2 separate regions of the Homo sapiens genome follow, and region 1 is linked to region 2. A link is an interaction called in ENCODE POLR2A ChIA-PET data of the cell type or tissue named here. Cell type or tissue: K562. All regions are shown on one strand. Links, peaks and the distances in the headings refer to the core of each region. The heading gives the core; the rest is flanking DNA.

The links. ChIA-PET counts read pairs that join two places held together with the same protein. Peaks named below come from ENCODE experiments on the same cell type or tissue, not always from the same donor. Only the 100,000 strongest peaks of a DNase experiment are listed, where the experiment ranks them.
Region 1: POLR2A ChIA-PET joins it to region 2 with 5 read pairs; 2 of 35 experiments call an interaction of 5 or more read pairs at or near these places.

The regions. Positions count from the first base shown.
Region 1 is chr19:49,139,603-49,146,073 of GRCh38, forward strand. PPFIA3 (PPFI scaffold protein A3) reads left to right here. Exons shown (of 30, transcript NM_003660.4): 17 at 66-229; 18 at 359-486; 19 at 1,818-1,911; 20 at 2,432-2,513; 21 at 3,202-3,402; 22 at 6,341-6,403. Among named protein-coding and RNA genes, the nearest start is that of HRC, 13 kb to the right of the region's middle. RefSeq lists an enhancer at 2,050-2,643. In K562, for the core only: no CTCF peak of the experiment used is centred there; a DNase peak (open chromatin) is centred at 3,489; H3K4me3 peaks cover 494 bases.
Region 2 is chr19:48,526,118-48,532,588 of GRCh38, forward strand. No RefSeq gene overlaps it. Among named protein-coding and RNA genes, the nearest start is that of LMTK3, 18 kb to the left of the region's middle. In K562, for the core only: no CTCF peak of the experiment used is centred there; no DNase peak of the experiment used is centred there.

The DNA.
Region 1 (6,471 bases), core at 439-5,438, 610 kb after region 2:
GTTAATAAGGAGCCCCCGACATGACTCTTTGAACTCAATCCAGCATCTGTGCCCTCTGTCCTCAGAATCATGTCCCTAAGGAGGAAGCTGGAGCTCCACGAGGGGAGGGGCCGGCCATCCCAGGAGACACCCCACCACCCACTCCCCGCTCTGCCCGTCTTGAGAGAATGACCCAGGCCTTGGCACTGCAGGCGGGGTCCCTGGAAGATGGGGGACCCCCACGGGGAAGGTCAGCAGGGACAAGGGATAGGGACAGGGAGAAGCTGGCTTGGGAAGATGAGAAGGGGGTGGACAAGGACTTGGGAGGAGAGGGGGCATCTCAGCAAGCATATGCTCTCATTCTCTCCTGCTTTCCCAGTGAGGGCACCCCAGATTCTCTGCACAAAGCCCCCAAGAAGAAGAGCATCAAGTCATCCATAGGCCGTCTCTTTGGCAAGAAAGAGAAGGGACGAATGGGACCCCCAGGCCGGGACAGCTCTTCTCTGGGTGAGTACCTCACTCTAACCCTTCCCTCCTTTGTTCCTTCCTCCCTTCCTCCCTCCCTTTCTTTCTTCTTTGTATGTTCATTTGACATCCATTCATGTCTTCATTCATTTGGTGATTTATTTAGAATTTGGAAGGAACACAGCTTGCCAAGGTAGGCGGGAGGAGGAGGGAAAAGGAAAGGGCACTCTGGGACCTGCTTGGGTGACTGGGTAGGTAAAGGAATTTATTTCCTTTACTTATTTTTTTGTTGTTTTTTGGTTTTTGTTGTTGTTGTTTTGAGATGGAGTTTCACTCTGTCACCCAGGCTGGAGTGCAGTGGCAACGATCTTGGCTCACTGGAACCTCTACCTCCTGGGTTCAAGCGATTCTCCTGCCTCGGCCTCTTGAGCAGCTGGGACTATAGGCGCCCGCCACTATGCCTGGCTAATTTTTTTGTATTTTTAGTAGAGATAGGGTTTCCTCATGTTGGCCAGGCTGGTCTTGAACTCCTGACCTCAGATGATCCACCCACCTCGGCCTCCCAAAGTGCTGGGATTACAGACTCATTTACCTTTTTTTTTTTTTTTTTTTTTTTTTTTTGTTTGGAGACGGAGTCTTGCTCTGTCGCCCAGGCTGGAGTGCAGTGGTGCTATCTCGGCTCACTGCAAGCTCCGCCTCCCAGGTTCATGCCATTCTCCTGCCTCAGCCTCCCCAGTAGCTGGGACTACAGGCGCCCACCACCACGCCCGGCTAACTTTTTGTATTTTCAGTAGAGATGGGGTTTCACCGTGTTAGCCAGGATGGTCTTGATCTCCTGACCTTGTGATCTGCCTGCCTCAGCCTCCCAAAGTGCTGGGATTACAGGTGTGAGCCACCGTGCCCAGCCACCTATTTTTTAAACAGAGGAAGAGGGTGGGGCATCCTCAAAGCAGGGCACCTTCCTGTGGTGTGCTGGAGCCCGCTGGCACTGGCTCAGGAGATCCGCTATTTCAGGAATTGGCTGACATCACACTGGTAGCTTGAAATTGGCCATGGTGGGATTATTTACACCATGGAAATGGGCAAATGCTACAAATCAGGGATTCCCTTCTGCCTCCCCAAGGAGCCGGTTGTTAGGCATTTACCAGCATACAACTGCCACCTTACCAAGGGCATCCCAGTGCATCCAGCCGTATTTTGGGGATGACTCCAATTCATGGGCGCTTGTCTGCCTTTATCACTTCCTCGATGTGCCCTCACTCACTACTCCCTCAGGGCCTCTGCCTTTCCGGCATTTTCCTCATCACCTCCAGCATGAAAGATTCTGCCTCCCCCTTGAGATTTTCCAAATTTCGACCCCTCCCTGCCTCCAGCTGGAACACCCTCAGATGAGACACTGGCCACTGACCCTCTGGGGCTAGCCAAGCTGACAGGCCCAGGAGACAAGGACCGAAGGAACAAGAGGAAGTGAGTGTGTGTGAGTGTGAGCGTGTGTGTGTGTATGTGAATGTGAGAGTGTGTGAGGGTGTGTGTGTGCGTGTATGTGTGTGTATGAGTGTGTGTGTGTGTGAGAGGGTGTGTGAGTGTGTGTGTGCAGCGGTGGTGGTGGTGAACAGAAATGGGAATTCAATGCTGGGAGGAGGTGTCCGTGATCCTGAACTTGCTTGCCTGGAAACCCAGGAGCTCCTAGAGTTTTTATTTTTTCTTTCTTTTTTTAAAAATTTTTTTTGTATTTTTTACATTTATATTATATTTTTTGTTTCTTTTGTTTTTCTTATTTTGTTCTCTCTTTTGATAGGGGTTGGGGGGAGAGGATTTACAGATTCACATGTATTTTTTGACCTTCTGCCGTGTTTTGTACATTCATAAAAGCTGCGTGTGCGTATGTGCATGTGTGTGTGTGTGTATGTGTGCTGATGGGGGCCATCCACAGAGCAGGGGGTCTCCATCCCTGACAGCTTCTATCCTGGCCCCTTCACCCTTACAGGCATGAACTCCTGGAGGAGGCCTGCCGCCAGGGCCTACCTTTTGCTGCCTGGGACGGGCCCACCGTGGTGTCCTGGCTGGAGGTACTGGGGCCCAGAAATGCCCTGACTGTTGGTCCCCAACCCCTCTGACAGCCCCACTGGTAGGGGCTGCCTGGTCCTCCTGGCGCACCCTGCTTCTAGCCCAGAGGTGGGGGTGGCCATGGGCCTGGCAGGTGAGGACCCAGGAGGGCTCGGGCTTCCTGTTCACCTAAACAGTTTCTTTCTCCTTCTCCTTCTGCCCCTGCCACTCTGGCCTTGCCCACCTGGGTCATGGTCTCCTGTCGTTCTCTCTACTCTCTCTTTCTGGATTCTCTGTCTCTATTTTTCGGCACCATTCCCATCTCTGACCACGCTTTTGTCATTCCCCATATTTCTCCTCATGTCTCCGATCGCCCTGCCGATGTCTCCCTGTCTCCGGCTTCCTGTCTCTCCCCACCCTCTATTTCTCTCTCTCTATTTCTTTCTCTCTCTCTCTCTTTCTCTCTCCCTCTCCCTCTTCCCCCACCCGCCCCCCGCCCCCCGTTTCTCTCCCTATTTGTCTCCCTCGGACTCTCCCTCATCTCGTCCACGTCTCTTTTCCTTGTCCTGTTTCTTCTCCTTGCGAACTTTCCCACGTCTCTGTTTCGCTCCCCACCCCCTTGCCTTTCCCCACCTCCCTGTTCCCCCATCTCTCCGATTTTCTCCTCCTCTGTCCCTCTGTCCCCTCTGTCCCTCTGTCCCTCCGCTGCAGCTGTGGGTGGGCATGCCTGCCTGGTATGTGGCCGCCTGCCGGGCCAATGTCAAGAGCGGTGCCATCATGGCCAACCTGTCAGACACGGAGATCCAGCGCGAGATCGGCATCAGCAACCCGCTGCACCGACTCAAGCTACGCCTCGCCATCCAGGAGATGGTCTCGCTCACCTCGCCCTCAGCCCCCGCCTCCTCCCGCACTGTGAGTGTCCGGCGGCCAATTCCAGCCTTCGCTTCCTCAGAGCCCCGCCTCTTGCCCTCAGTCTAGCCAATCCTGGGCCTGCTCACTCCCCTGTCCCACGACCCTGCTTCTCATTGGCTTTTACCCCCCTCAGCCTCCCCTCCACTCCTAACTTGGCCTGTGGTCCGTCCCTGTGGTACTCCAGGAGGGGCCCAGGCCACCTCCTTCCCTGACTCTCTCCCTCTCCTCGGCATTTGCTGTCCCACTCAAATGTCACCACCTCTAAGAAGCTTTCTTTGTCAGCTAAACGAGTTTCCCCATCATTCCGGCATATCAGCACCTTCTAATTTTCCCCATAGCATTTATTGCCTTCTAATTATTTTATCTTTTCTTTCCTTTTTTTTTGGAGACAGAGTTTCGCTCTTGTTGTCCAGGCTGGAGTGCAATGGCGCTATCTCCGCTCACTGCAACCCCTGCCTCCCGGGTTCAAGCCATTCTCCTGTCTCAGCCTCCTGAGTAGCTGGGATTACAGGCGCCCGCCACCACGCCCAGTTAATTTTTGTATTTTTAGTAGAGACAGGGTTTTGACACGTTGGCCAGACTGGTCTTGAACTCCCGACCTCAGGTGATCCGCCCGCCTCGGCCTCCCAAAGTGTTGAGATTACAGGCGTGAGCCCCTACGCCTGGCCCTCGTTCCAACTTTTGATTACGAGACATTTCAAACATACAGAAAATCATGTGTACCCAGTTCAGCGATTCTCAAACTTTTGCTGTACTTGCTCTGTTGTGTGTGTGGGGTGGAGGCGGGGAGTGGGGAGTACAGGTTGAGTGTCCCTTACTTGAAATACGTGGGACCAGAAGTGTTTAGAATTTCTGATTTTAAAAAGTTTTTTTTGAATATTTGCATATAAATGAAATATCTTGGGGATGGGAGCCAAGCCTAAACATGAAATTCATTTATGTTTCATATGCATCTCATACACATGCCTAAAAAGAATTTTATACAATATTTTATTTTTTATTTTTATTTTATTTTTTCGAGATGGGAGTCTTGCTTTGTCGCCAAGGCTGGAGTGCAATGGTGCGACCTCGACTCACTGCAACCTCTGCCTCCTGGGTGCAAGCAATTCCAATCCTCTGCCTCAACCTTCCGAGTAGCTGGGATTATAGGCGCCCACCACCACGCCCTGCTAATTTTTGTATTCTTAGTAGAGATGGGGTTTCACCATCTTGGCCAGGCTGGTCTTGAACTCCTGACCTCGTGATCCACCTGCCTCAGCCTCCCAAAGTGCTGGGATTACAGGCGTGAGCCACCGTGCCCGGCCTACAATATTTTAAATAGCTTTGTGCATGAAACAAAGTTTTGACTGCATTTTGTTTGTGACTTGTCACATGAGGTCAGGTGGGGGATTTTCCTCTTGTGGCTTCGTGTCAGCACGTAAGTTTAGGGCCAAGCACTGTGGCTCACACCTGTAATTCCAGCATTTTGGGAGGCTTTGGATGGCCGATCTCTTGAACCCGGGAGTTCGAGACCAGCCTGGGCAACATGGCAAAACCCCATCTCTACTAAAAATACAAAAATTAGTCGGGTGTGGTGGCGTATACCTGTAGTCCTAGCTACTCAGGAGGCTGAGGTGGGAGGATCCTTTGAGCCCAGGAGGTCGAGGCTGCAGTGAGCTGTGATTGTCCCACTGTACTGCAGCCTGGGTGACAGAGAAAGAGTGCATCCAAAAAAAAAAAAGTTTAGAATTTTGGAGCATTTTGGATTTTGGATTTTCAGGTTGGGGATGCTCAGAGACCTGTACTTGAATGTAATTGGAGAAAGTCATAACATCTTAGCCCCCAAAATTACTTTAGTGGGTCTTTTTCTTCCTTGTAAACACCACATCCTTTATCACACCTAAGGGCATTCACATTGTTGTTAATTTCTTTTTCTTTTCTTTTCTTTCTTTTTTTTTTTTTTTTGAGATGGAGTTTCACTCTGTCGCCCAGGCTGGAGTGCAGTGGTGCGATCTTGGCTCACTGCAACCTCCGTCTCCCTGGTTCAAGTGATTCTCCTGCCTCAGCCTCCTGAGTAGCTGGGATTAAAGGCACACGCCACCATGCCCAGCTAATTTTTGTATTTTTAGTAGAGATAGGGTTTCACCAACGTTGGCCAGGCTGGTCTTGAACTCCTGACCTCAGGTGATCCACCCGCCTCTGCCTCCCGAAGTGCTAGACCACTCTCAGCCTAATTTTTGTATTTTTAGTAGAGATGGGGTTTCTCCAGGTTGGCCAGGCTAGTCTTCAATCTCCAAAAGTGATGTGCCCGCCTCAGCCTCCCAAAGTGCTGGCACTACAGGTGTGAGCCACCACGCCTGGCCACAGTTGTTAATTTCATTTACTATTCACTCTGTATTCAAATTTCCCCAACATACTTAAAATATGTTCATTGTTTCTCCCCCACTAGGACGAAAAGTGTCTGTCGTGTCCCTTGCCATATCCCACACCCTATGACGGTGACTGGTGCCTGACACTCACCAGAAGTACATAAATGTTTTTATCCTTGTATGGATTCCTAACTCGTGAGGTTGTTGGGAGCAGAAGCTCAATAAATGTGAACCCCCCCCGCCATACTCCCTAAACATTTGCACCATGGCTGTGTCTGTCCCCCACTTCTGAATCCTCATTCTGTACCTCTGTGTGAGGTCAGCGAGGTGACGTCATTTGCACAGGGCCACACAGCAAAATGCATGGCAGGGTCCCAATTCCAACCTGAATTTGTTCAACTCCAAAGTCACATTGCCTGGTACATGGCAGGTGCCCTATAATAAGAATCATTCCTTTTCTCTGTTACTGCTTGCCCCAGAAAGCAGGAGGGACATAAACGTGTGGCCCAGGGCCTTCAGGAGGACACCCTCCTTCCTCTCCCCCACGCGAAGCCCTCTCCCACCATCCATTAACACTCCCTGCCCCTCAGTCCACAGGAAACGTGTGGATGACACACGAGGAGATGGAGTCCCTTACGGCCACGACCAAGCCCGTGAGTGCCCCCTGCCGGCCGCCTTGGGGGTGGCACTAACCTTCTTTGGGGGTGGGGGCGGGGACCGA
Region 2 (6,471 bases), core at 780-5,779:
CAGTGGCTCACGCCTGGAATCCCAGCACTTTGGGAGGCTGAGGCAGGCAGATCATCTGAGGTCAGGAGTTCAAGTCCAGCCTGGCAACATGGCAAAACCCTGCCTCTATTAAAAAAAAAAAAATTAGCTGAGCATGGTGGTGCGAGCCTGTAGTCCTAGTTACTTGGGAGGCTGAGGAGAATCACTTGAACCCAGGAGGTGGAGGCTACAGAGAGCTGAGATTGCACCACTGCACTCCAGCCTGGGTGACAGAGCGACACTCTGTCTCAAGAAAAGAAAAAGAGAGAATTCTAGATGAAAATGATGAATTTATAGAGAAAAACAGTTAATAACATTCAGAACAATAACTTTTGGGATTTTATGTCTACCCAAAAAACAATAATTTCGATGCATTGGTTCTGAACAAGTTAACATATAACTTTACAGAGTTTAGACCCTTAATCAATAGAAAGTCATACAAATTCCCCCAGAGTAGTGGTTGGCAAATTGTGGCCCACAGATCAAATTCTGCCCATTTTTGTAAATAAAGTTTTATGGGAACATAGTCACATACATTCATTTATGTGTTATCTTATTATCACTTATGAGCTTTTTGCATGACACCAGTAGAGTTGAGTAGTGGTAACAGAGACCACATGGCTTCAAAGCCTTAAATATTTATCTGACCCTTTATAGAAAAAAATTTGCCTCCCCATTCCTAGAATATCAGATGCTACTTAAGTGGTCTTGTTAGACAGTGCCCTTAGAGCCCTAATGTCCAATAAGGTAGCCACCAGTCACTTAGCTATTTAAATTTAATTCAGATGAAATAAAAAACAAAAAATTCAGTTCTCAGTTACACTCTCTATTTCAAGTCTTCAATAGCCACATGTGGCTAGTGGCTTTTGCACAGTTCAGGTGTGTTGCAAAGTGTTACCCTGGGAAGCACTGATGTCGAATAACATAGGAAGTATACACTGTTTGCATTATATCCAGAGTTCAGTTAATCTTTCTCAACAAGGCCCAAGGCCTGCTAAAGAAATATTTCAGTTATTCATTACTGCATTAAAAAAAATCCCCCCAATATGTAGTGGCTTAAACAACGATTTATTATTTTTCATGATACCATGTGTTGACTGGGCTCTGCAAGGCAGTTCTTCTGTTCATCTCATTTCTCTTGGAGTCTCTGGTCAAATTGGAGTCAGGTAGTGGCACGGACTGGAACTTTTTTTTTTTTGAGGCGGAGTCTCACTCTGTCACCCAGGCTGGAGTGCAGTGGCATGATCTTGGCTCACTGCAACCTCCGCTTCCTGGGTCCAAGCGATTCTTCTGCCTCAGCCTCCCAAGTAGCTGGGACTACAGGCATGCACAACTGCGCCGAGCTAATTTTTGTATATTTTTTTTAGAGATGGGGGTATCACCATGTTGGTCAGGCTGGTCTCAAACTCCTGACCTCCTGATCTGCCCACCTTGGCCTCCCAAAGTGCTGGGATTACAGGCGTGAGCCACCGTGCCCGGCCCCCAGGGAATGGAACTTCCCAGATGGTTTTATTTGTACATCTGGCGTTGTGGTGGGGTAGCTGGGAGGGTTGCAATGATCTCTCTCCATGTAGTCTCTTCACATGGCTGCTTGGACCCCAAAAGGGAGAGTTTCAAGAGGACAAGCCCAAACATACAAGTACTTTACCAAACTTCTGCTTGCATCATGTTTGATAATGTTGTACTGGCCAAGCCCAATATCCCATGGAGGGGACTCCACAGGGTGCAAACATCTGGAGGTGTGGTTCACTGAGACCCTTCAGGGTCCATGGTGCAAGAACAGGTTGAAGACCCCCCCTTGAATTTCCACCTGTTGTATGAGTCCCTTTCACCCATCCTGAGCAGCCACCACATCCCACTGAGTCTACGTAGCTCCTCAACCTAGGTAATGCCTGGTGCTCAGTGTGGGTCCTAGTGCAGCTGCTGCAGGCTCTCTGCCCTGGTGACAGGCTGGCTTCCCTCCATCAAGATTTGGAAGGGAGGGCTCTACCTGGTGACTTCTCTCTTGTCCAAGGGGGTCTCTCCAGATCTGGGCTCCTTGCCCCAGCACCACCAGTCCCACTTTTTTTTTTTTTTTGAGACAGAGTCTCACTCTGTTGCCCAGGCTAGAGTGCAGTGGCGCGATCTCGGCTTACTGCAAGCCCCGCCTCCCAGGTTCACACCATTCTCCTGCCTCAGCCTCCCGAGTAGCTGGGACTACAGGCACCTGCAACCACGCCCAGCTAATTTTTTGTATTTTTAGTAGAGATCGGGTTTCACTGTGTTAGCCAGGGTGGTCTCGATCTCTTGACTTCATGATCCACCTGCCTCAGCCTCCCAAAGTGCTGGGATTACAGGCATGAGCCACCGCGCCTGGCCTACCAGTCCCACATTTCTAATGTCCTATCAGCTCCTCCAGTCTCCCTGGAATCTCTTCCTCTAAATCTATTGTGTCTGCCCTGCCCAGGGCTTTTGAAATTCAAAAGCCAAAAATGGCCTTCTTTGTCGTCTGCATTCTGCCTTTTCCTGTGATATGGCCTCAGAAAGCTAGAGCTGTTGCCTGAACGAATGGGTGAACAACAGTAAACATTTGTGTATTCAGTTACCTATTGCTGCATTAAAAAATCATCTCCAAGCTGGGTGCAGTGGCTCACGCCTGTAATCCCAGCACTTTGGGAGGCCGAGGTGGGCGGATCACATGAGGTCGGGAGTTTGAGACCAGCCTGACCAACATGGAGAAACCGTCTCTACTAAAAATACAAAAAATTAGCCAGCTGTGGTGGCAGGTGCCTGTAATCCCAGCTACTAGGGAGGCTGAGGCAGGAGAATCACTTGAACCCGGGGGGTGGAGGTTGCAGTGAGCCGAGATCGCGCCATTGCACTCCAGCCTGGGCAACAAGAGCGAAACTTCATCGCAAAAAATAAATAATAAATAAATCAATCATCTCCAAACTCAAAACAATCATTGTTTATTATCTCATGATTTCTGTGAGTCCAGAGTTTGGTGTTTCATGTGGTTACAGTCAGATATCAACTGGGGCTGTGGTCATCTGAAAGCTTGACTGAGGCTGGATGATTTGCCACCTGGGCTTGTTCACATGGCTGGCATGTTGGAGCTGGCAAGATGGTTCCTCTCCACAGAGCTGCTTGAGTGTCCTCACAACATGGCAGCCAGCTTCCCCCAAAGCAAGTTATCTATGGTGGAAGTTGCAATGCCTTTTGTGACCTAGTCTCAGATTTCTTTTACTGTCACTTCTGTTACATTCCTTTGATCCCATAAGCCAAACCTGATTCCATAGGGAGGAGACTACACAAAGATGTGACCACTGGGTGGCGGGAATCATTAGGCGCCATCTTGGAATCTGTCTGCTGCAATCTGGGGCTGATATCACATGCAGTTAAAATAACTGAAACTTGGCCGGGCACGGTGGCTCACACCTGTAATCCCAGCACTTTGGGAGGCCAAGGCAGGCAGATCATGAGGTCAGGAGTTCGAGACCAGCCTGACAGACATGGTGAAACTGCATCTCTACTAAAACCATAAAAATTAGCCGGGCATGGTGGTGGGCTCCTGTAATCCCAGCTACTCAGGCTGAGGCAGGAGAATTGCTTGAACCCAGGAGGCAGAGCTTGTAGCGAGCCAAGCTCGCACCACTGCACTCTAGCCTGGGTGACAGAGTGAGACTCCCTCTCAAAAAATAAATAAATTAAATAAATAAATAAATAAATAAATAAATAAAACTCATCCATCTCCAATTGTCTAGGACACTCTGATCTTTCCTTCCTTCCTTCCTTCCTTCTTTCTTTTTTTTGACACAGTTTCGCTCCTGTTGCCCAGGCTAGAGTACAGTGGCGCGATCTCGGCTCACCACAACCTCTGCCTCCCCTGTTCAAGCAATTCTCCGGCCTCAGCCTCCCGAGTAGCTGGGATTACAGGCATGCACCACCACGCCGGGCTAATTTTTGTATTTTTAGTAGAGACAGGGTTTTTCCGTGTTGGTCAGGCTGGTCTCGAGCTCCTGACCTCAGGTGATCCACCCACCTCAGCCTCCCAAAGTGCTGGGATTACAGGCGGGAACCATCGTGCCCGGCCGATTTATCTTTCAAAGCCGTGGCTGAAACGTTCCCCACTGACCAATGACACTGCTGCCAGCCCCTGGGGGGACCACGTTGCTCTGTTCCCGGTGACGTAGCTGCCTTAACGCGTCCAGTGGGTCGTCCCAATTCCCCTCTGGCTTTGCACTTGTGTGTTTGCACATCTGCTGTTAATTTAAATGAGACAAAAATCCTCACTCTCTTTAAATGCAGAGAATACAGAGTTGTGGGTTTTATTTTACCTTTTTTTACAAAGAGAAAAGAGCGTGATGCATACTAAGGATCCTCTGTTGGCTCCACAAAGGCGTCTTCTAAGTATGCCTTTGGAATTCAGAGCCGGCAGTTAAATTCTGATGACCAAATCTGAGAAGTAAGAGTCGTGGTTTTCTTGGGGATGGAGGGAATGGGAATGAGGGCTCCCGGGATAAGGGATGGGGATGGGCTTTTGGGAGGCTGGGAATGTTCTTTTTTTTTTTTTTAACCTGGTTGCAGCATAACTGATGTGTTCATTTGGAATTAATTCATCAAGCTGTACACTTTTGAAACGTGTTGTCTCTTTTTTTTTTTTTTTTTTTGTGACAGAGTCTCACTCTGTCACTCCGGCTGGAGTGCAGTGGCACAATCTCAGCTCACTGCAGCCTCCGCCTCCCGGTTCAAGCAATTCTCCTGCCTCAGCTGCCCAAGTAGCTGGGATTACAGGTGCCGTGTTATCTTATGTTTGTACAGTATAACCCAATAAAAACTATAAAAAATGTTATTGACAGGGAAACAAATAATCAAATAAGATAACAAATCAGAGTCAAAGACTGTTTAGAAACAGGATTGTCCAGTGGTTAAGAGCCTGGGCTGTTTATATTTGAATCCCAGTGTGCCACCAAGGCTGTGTAGCTTTGGGTAAGTTACTCAACTTCTCGGACCTTAAAGTTGTATATCTGTGAAATGAAGACAACACCTACGTCTACCTCAATGAGAAGCAGGAAATATGATTAAGAATTGAGTTTAGGACTGGGCCTGGTGGTTCACACTTGTAATCTCAGCACTTGGGAAGCCGGGGAGGGCGGATCACGAGGTCAGGAGATCGAGACCATCCTGGCTAACACAGTGAAACCCCATCTCTACTAAAAATACAAAAAATTAGCCGGGCGTGGTGGCAGTCACCTGTAGTCCCAGCTACTTGGGACGCTGAGGCAGGAGAATGGCGTGAACCCGGGAGGCAGAGCTTGCAGTGAGCCGAGATTACGCTACTGCATTCCAGCCTGGGTGACAGAGCAAGAATCCGTCTCAAAAAAAAAAAAAAAAAGAAAGAAAGAATTGAGTTTAAGACTGGGTGTGGTGGTTCACACTTGTAATCTCAGCACTTTGAGAGGCCGAGGCAGGAGGATCACTTGAGTCCCAGAGTTTGAGACCAGCCTGGGCAACATAATGAGACTCCCATCACTATAAATTTTTTTTTTAATTAGCTGGGCGTGGTGGCATACACCTGTGGTCCCAGCTATTTGAGAGGCTGAGGCAGGAAGATAGCTTGAGCCCAGGAGGTCGAGGCTGCAGTGAGCTATGATTGTGCCACTGTACTCCAGCCTGGGCCTGGAGTGAGATCCTGTCTCTAAAAAACACCAAAACAAAACACCACAACACCAAAACACCAAAACAAAACACCAAAACACCAAAAAAAACCACCAAAACAAAACAACAGGGTTTACTCAAGCACAAAGTTTGAGATAGCCAGACTCTGAAAGAATGTGGTGATTCTTAAGTGGGGAAGAAAAGGTTTCACTTATGTAGGCAGAAACAGAGAAGTTTAACAGCATTTAACATGTTCCATACAAAGCCAGTACACAACGTTCTGTGATATGATCGGTGGCAGTTTGCTAGATTTTAACGAAGATTTATTTTTTGGTTTTTTTGTTGGTTTGTTTTTGAGTCTCACTCTGTCGCCCAGGCTGGAGTGCAGGGGCGTGATCTCGGCTCACTGCAGCCTCTGCCTCCTGGGTTCAAGCGATTCTCCTGCCTCAGCTTCCCAAATAGCTGGGAGCACAGGCACATGCCACCACGCCTGGCTAAATTTTATATTTTTAGTAGAGACGGGGTTTCACTGTGTTGGCCAGGCTGGTCTCAAACTCCTGCCCTCCGGTGATCCGCCTGCCTTGGCCTCCCAAAGTGCTGGGATTACAGGCGTGAGCCACCGCGCCGGACTAAGGAAGATTATTTTAACATTCCAGGAAGAGGGATAGTGATCTGAGGGGGTCTCATCTCTGACGCCATTCCATTACTTCTCATCATTTCCAGGAAGAAGCAGAAGTTGCAGTTGCTGGCTGCATGACTCAAGCCACTTAGATTTCTCTTGAGGCTCAAAATAATGTAATGTTCCAATAGCTTTAA